2 separate regions of the Homo sapiens genome follow, and region 1 is linked to region 2. A link is a loop called in an ENCODE intact Hi-C map of the cell type or tissue named here. Cell type or tissue: dorsolateral prefrontal cortex. All regions are shown on one strand. Links, peaks and the distances in the headings refer to the core of each region. The heading gives the core; the rest is flanking DNA. Region 1 holds the start of LOC105371793 (a long non-coding RNA gene). Region 2 overlaps NMT1 (N-myristoyltransferase 1).

Region 1 (2,903 bases), core at 1-2,500, 180 kb before region 2:
CCAACTTTTTGATTTCATAACCCAGGCATTATCTCACTCAGCTGTAAGTGCCTGCAAGGTGCTGGGAATTTGGCGAAGAATGAACCTGTTCTGTACCCTCAAGGGCCACCTCATTTCCTACTAGGCCTCATTCCCAGCAGACTCCTGGAGTCCTTCCCTTGAACACAGATGTCCCACATTCCTGCTCTCTGCCCATTCATTCCCTGGAGTTCTGGGGCTGGGGGCTGGGATTGGACACCAGCCCTTTGTCTAAGGGTCAATCATGGCCTCTATGTGGCAGTGGAGGTCCTGATAGGGCAAGAGGGGGCCGGCACTCTCTTGCCTTATCAGGACTTTAGCCCCTGGATCTGTCCCTCCAGGTCACCCCTTCCTTGTCTGGCCTCCCTGTGCCTCTCTCCCAGAGACCAGGCCTTGACAGCTCCACAAAGCCGTTACACATGAGCTGGCTGTGCTGGCTCGTCTTTATTCCTGCAGCGCCCCGTTTCCCTGGCCACCCCTCCGTCTCCCACTGGAGATTTATTTCCTCGAGTTCCCACACATCAGCCTGGAGAGATGGGAAGAACCTCTGGGGATGGATGGGTTTGGAAACGCTGGAGCCACTGGGCCCAACTAGGAGCCTGAGACCTGGGCCCTGTTGTCCCTGGAGACTTCAGGTCCATCTACGCCCTCCACTCTGGTCCCACAGGGTCAGAACCCTGCCCAGTCCCCTCACCCATTTGTGTCCTTGGACTTCTGGGAAGCAGACAGCCCTCCTCTCCCCCCCTGCCACCCACTGTCCATGCCTGGGCATCCCCTGATCCCCTTTCCTGGGCACAGGCTGAATAGAGCCTTGTTCTCCACCGCCGGTGGCGCCACACAGCAAGGGCAGCCCCTAGGGGGCTGTGCTGCTTTTATCCCAAGATGCCAGGCTGTCAGGCTGGGGTGCAATGCAAGCCCCCTGCTCAATGGGCTTCTCGGAAGGCATTTGAGGGGGGCTGGGGTGCGGCGGGAAGCAGGCACTGTGCCCACCCCGAACATTGTGTCTGTGCCAAGGTGAGTCATTCACTGGGCATGAAGAGGAGGCCCTGGGGGGCGGCCAGCCCAATGCTGCCAGGTCTGCTTGCAGACAAGGCCTGGCTGTCTGCCTCCTCCCCAGCTCACAGAGCCAGCTCAGGCCCCCGAGCCTCTGTCAGAGCAGCGTCCCCTACTCCACACCAGGATATGTTCTTTTTTTTTTTTTTTTTTTTTTTGTCTTTTGAGACAGGGTCTCACTGTTGCCCAGGCTGGAGTGCAGTGGCGCAACCACGACTCACTGCAGCCTCAACCTCCCAGCCTTAAGTGATCCCCTCACCTCAGCCTCCTGAATAGCTGGGACTACAGGTGTGTGTCACCACACGTGGCTGATTTTTTAACTTTTTTTGTAGAGATAGGGTCTTGCCATGTTGCCCAGGCTGGTCTAGAACTTCTGGGCTCAAGTGATCCTTCCACATCAGCCTCCCAAAGTGCTGGAATTACAGTTGTGCGCCACTGCGCCCAGCCCAGGGTATGCTCTGCATTTGGACATGTGATGGACAGACTGCCTCCTGAGGTCTCCCTCTGTGAGTCCCAGCACAGAGAGGGAGGTGGGAGCTCCTTAGGCTCTAGTCACATCTGACCTGGGCGTAAGCAGTGACATAGGAAAGAGCATCTTGAAGACGGGGTGAGCGCCCAGTGACCTTTGATCCTGCTATGAACTGGGGACCTGGGGAAGGACAGGAGGCTTTAAAGGAAGAGCAAGGCTGGGCATAGTGGCTCATGCCTGTAATCCGAGCACTTTGGGAGGCTGAGGTGGGCGGATCGCTTGAGTCCAGGAGTTCGAGACCAGCCTGGGCAATGTGGTGAAATTTTGTCTGTACAAAAAATACAAAAAAATTAGCCAGGTATGGTGGTGCACTACTGTGATCCCAGCTATTCGGGAGGCTGAGGTGGGAGGATCACCTGAGCCCAGGAGGTGGAGACTGCAGTAAGCCAATGTCGCATCACTGCACCCCAGCCTGGGTGACAGAGACTCTGTCTCAATAAATAAAAAAATAAAATAAAATAAACAAAATAGAAAAGGAAGACTGGGGATAAGCTCTTGTCTGAACTCTGTCTCATCTCTGTGGCTAGGAGTGGCCCGCCTTTCCAGGCTGCCCAGCAAGTCACAGCATGTAGCCTTCCCTTTTGGTTCAAGGGAAGTCTAGTTAAAATAAGGGCAAAGCTGTCCTAGAGAGAAAAGATGTGATGAGCAGGAGGTGCCTGTCATTGAAGCTCAGTGAACTGTCCCTGTGTATGTGAGACACAAGCTTGTTTCAGCATCAGCAGTTGGAGTCCCCCAGCTTTTGCCATCAGCCACCTCCGTGGACCCCTGTCATAGGCCCAGGTGCATCCTCCACCCCTTCTCAACCCTCAGACCTTTCCTCACACTCAACCCTTAACTATCTTGTTTTTGTTTTTTGAGACAGGGTCTTGCTCTGTTGCCCAGGCTAGAGTGAAGTGGTGCTATCACAGCTCACTACAGCCTCAATCTCCCTGGCTCAAGCGATCCACCCACCTCAGCCTCTCTAGTAGCTGGGACCACAGAGATACACCACCATGCCCAGCTCATTTTTGTATTTTACTAGAGACAAGGTTTCGCCATGTTGCCCAGGCTGGTCTCGAACTGTTGGGCTCAAGTGACCCTCCCACCTCTTCCTCCCAAAGTGCTGGGATTACAGGCATGACCTATACAACCGGTACATATAGATCACGCCTGGCCAACCCTTAACTATCTAAAGGTGTCTGCACAGAGAACCAAAGATACAGACAGATTTGGTCGTGGTTGTGTTCCAAACTTTCATTATCTTTTTAATTAAATATTCATTGTAGAAAGGTCAGAAACTATAGATAAGCAATACAAAAAAATG
Region 2 (2,906 bases), core at 160-2,659:
TCCTTGGGGCCTGTGATCTCTGCTCTTCATTTTCCCTGGAAGTGTTGAAACCATCTGCCTGCCACAGTCTTCAGGGCTTATTACCAGCTGTGTTCTTGAGGGAATCAGAACCCTTGAAACCCTAGAATTGCCTTGACCTGCCCCGTGGGTTCCCTGTGCTGCTTCCCTGCATGCTAAAGGTGGGATTCCCCAGCCAACTCCTAGGGACTCATCAGGGAGATGCTGGTGGTACCTTCAAATAAAGGTGTTTGCTTGGGTCCCACCTTCCTTTGGAAATAGATTCTGTTGAAGTGAGGCAGGCTCCTTGCCTGGTGGAGTGTGGTGGGGAGTCCCAGTACTGAGTGCAGGTGGCAGCTAAAAGTACACCCGTGCTGCAGACCTGGTCCTTCTAGGTGTGGCTGCACGTGCTTGATGGGATCACCATTCCCTTCCCTGTTAAAAACCTTGTCACCTGGATTTTTCCCCCTCTTAGAGAGAAGAAGATGGTAGAGATCAACTTCCTGTGTGTCCACAAGAAGCTGCGTTCCAAGAGGGTTGCTCCAGTTCTGATCCGAGAGATCACCAGGCGGGTTCACCTGGAGGGCATCTTCCAAGCAGTTTACACTGCCGGGGTGGTACTACCAAAGCCCGTTGGCACCTGCAGGTAAAACTGTCTTCCTGTAAGGCCCCAAAAATGCGGGTGTCTGCACTGTAGTTGAGGAGCATGTGCCACTGTGAGTCACAGCTCCGCCCTTAGCATCCCACCTCTGGCGTATCTGGTAAGGCGGGCACTTGGTGCCTGCAGGAGCCAGATGGGGAGCATGGAGAGGGCGGGAGGGTTGTAGGGATGGCAGATTGGCAAGTCCCTGCCTTGTCTGGAGGGCTCTTGGTGTCTGCTGGCTGCTGCCATTTGGAGATGGTGGGGGGCGGTACTGGTGGTTTGTTTTTGTTTTTAGGGATGAGCCCAAATCTGGATTTTTATGGGAAATGTCCTAAAGTTTTAAATGGTTGGCTCAAATTGTTTTGAATATTGTGTGCACCAAATAGAGCAAGTCAGCTATGTGATCTAAGGGCAACCTCTGCCTTAGAAAGTTGTTTAAAACAATTGAATAATCTCTCCTTAGAGAACTTTAAAAGTAAAAACACCAGGTGTGAAAGCAGAAGGGGAGGAGGGAGGAGGGTGAGTGCCTCTGCCATCATCTTCTGGGCATGACTACAGTCCTTTTCCGTTGACTTGATTCTAGGAGTGAGGATTGGTCTCCCCAGACAACCGCTGTAGCAAAGGAATAGTTTTTGAAATTGAGCAAGAAAAATAGGGAGAAAGAAAATCCAGGAGGAGCTTTGGCAGCACTCACTGTGGGGAGGGGGAGGCTGGAGAGCAGGGTGACACCACTGACTCCGGAGGCACCTGATGTGTCTCTCACGCCACCTGCTGGCCAGCTGGGGTCTCCCTGCCATTGTCCTTGTAATAGGGATTGGCCAGAACCCTGAGGACAGGACATTTGTGTCCCCACAGGTATTGGCATCGGTCCCTAAACCCACGGAAGCTGATTGAAGTGAAGTTCTCCCACCTGAGCAGAAATATGACCATGCAGCGCACCATGAAGCTCTACCGACTGCCAGAGGCCAGTGCTGCCCCGGGTGGTGGGCAGGGGGCAGAGAGAGGGCAAGGAGAGCCTGGCTGTCAGCAGGAGAGAAGGGCTCTGGGTGGAGAGGGAGCTTTCTCCTACTGGAAAAGCGAACCAGCCCATAGTCTTCAGATTTCCTGGACTTTCTATTTCTGTTATCTGAAGCAGGATTTTATTTTAGTTTAACTTTCTCAGTTCCTCTGAGTCTGTGCCTGGACTAGCTTCTCTGCCATCTGTTGAAAGGCTCAGAGAACACCTATTCTCTGTAATTTTAGCCTAAGTAAAGCATAAATAGAATGATGAATCCACTTAGTGAACCTTCATACACACGGCAGCGCGTTCCAAAGCCCAGCGCAGATGCACTACAGGGTCTGTGACGCCCCTCTGCCGGGTCAGGTAAAGGGTGACCTGAGCTTGTGAGGGATCCCCGATTTCTAATCCCAATTTCCCCACCCAGATTTGGCTGAAGGACTGGGCAACCTTAAAGTGAGCTGCTTTTCTGTTCTGGGTCTCAGTTTTCCTAGTTTCCCAAAGAAACAAATGCTCCAACTGTGGCTGGCTTCAGGTAGGGATTCTTTTTTTTTTGTTTTGAGACAGGGTCTCATTCTGTTGCCCAGGCTGGAGTGCAGTGGCACAGTCACAGCTCACTGCAGCCTCGACCTCCCAGACTCAACTGATTCTCCCACCTCAGCCTCCCAAGTAGCTGGGACTACAGGCGTGTGCCGCCATGCCCGGCCAATTTTTGTTTTTATAGAAACGGGGTTTTGCTGCCAGGCGCAGTGGCTCACGCCTGTAATCCCAGCACTTTGGGAGGCTGAGGTGGGCAGATCACGAGATCAGGAGATCAAGACCATCCTGGCTAACACGGTGAAACCCCGTCTCTAGTAAAAATATAAAAAATTAGCCAGTCGTGGTGTGGTGGGTGCCTGTAGTCCCAGCTACTTGGGAGGCTGAGGCAGGAGAATGGCATGGACCCGGGAGGTGGAGCTTGCAGTGAGCCAAGATCACGTCATTGCACTCCAGCCTAGGCGACAGAGCGAGACTCCGTCTCAAAATAAAAGAAGCCTGGGCGTGGTGGCTCACGCCTGTAATCCCAGCACTTTGGGAGGCCAAGGCAGGCGGATCACGAGGTCAGGAGATCGAGACCATCCTGGCCAACACGGTGAAACCCTGTCTCTAATAAAAATACAAAAAATTAGCTGGTCGTGGCGTGGCGGGCACCTGTAGTCCCAGCTACTTGGGAGGCTGAGGCAGGAGAATGGCATGAACCTGGGAGGCGGAGCTTGCAGTGAGCCAAGA

What was found. Peaks named below come from ENCODE experiments on the same cell type or tissue, not always from the same donor. Only the 100,000 strongest peaks of a DNase experiment are listed, where the experiment ranks them.
Region 1: a loop joins it to region 2, with 5 times the contacts of the local background. A loop is called at or near these places in 79 of 110 quality-filtered maps.

The regions. Positions count from the first base shown.
Region 1 is chr17:44,916,052-44,918,954 of GRCh38, forward strand. LOC105371793 (a long non-coding RNA gene) reads left to right here and starts at 2,668. Exons shown (of 2, transcript XR_934781.3): 1 at 2,668-2,903. In dorsolateral prefrontal cortex, for the core only: no CTCF peak of the experiment used is centred there; a DNase peak (open chromatin) is centred at 1,050; H3K27ac peaks cover 1,570 bases.
Region 2 is chr17:45,097,910-45,100,815 of GRCh38, forward strand. It overlaps NMT1 (N-myristoyltransferase 1), which reads left to right. Exons shown (of 12, transcript NM_021079.5): 7 at 473-643; 8 at 1,496-1,604. Among named protein-coding and RNA genes, the nearest start is that of MIR6784, 15 kb to the right of the region's middle. RefSeq lists enhancers at 219-719, 720-1,220, 1,632-1,681. In dorsolateral prefrontal cortex, for the core only: CTCF peaks have their summits at 1,405 (motif pointing left) and 1,604; a DNase peak (open chromatin) is centred at 1,392; H3K27ac peaks cover 2,500 bases.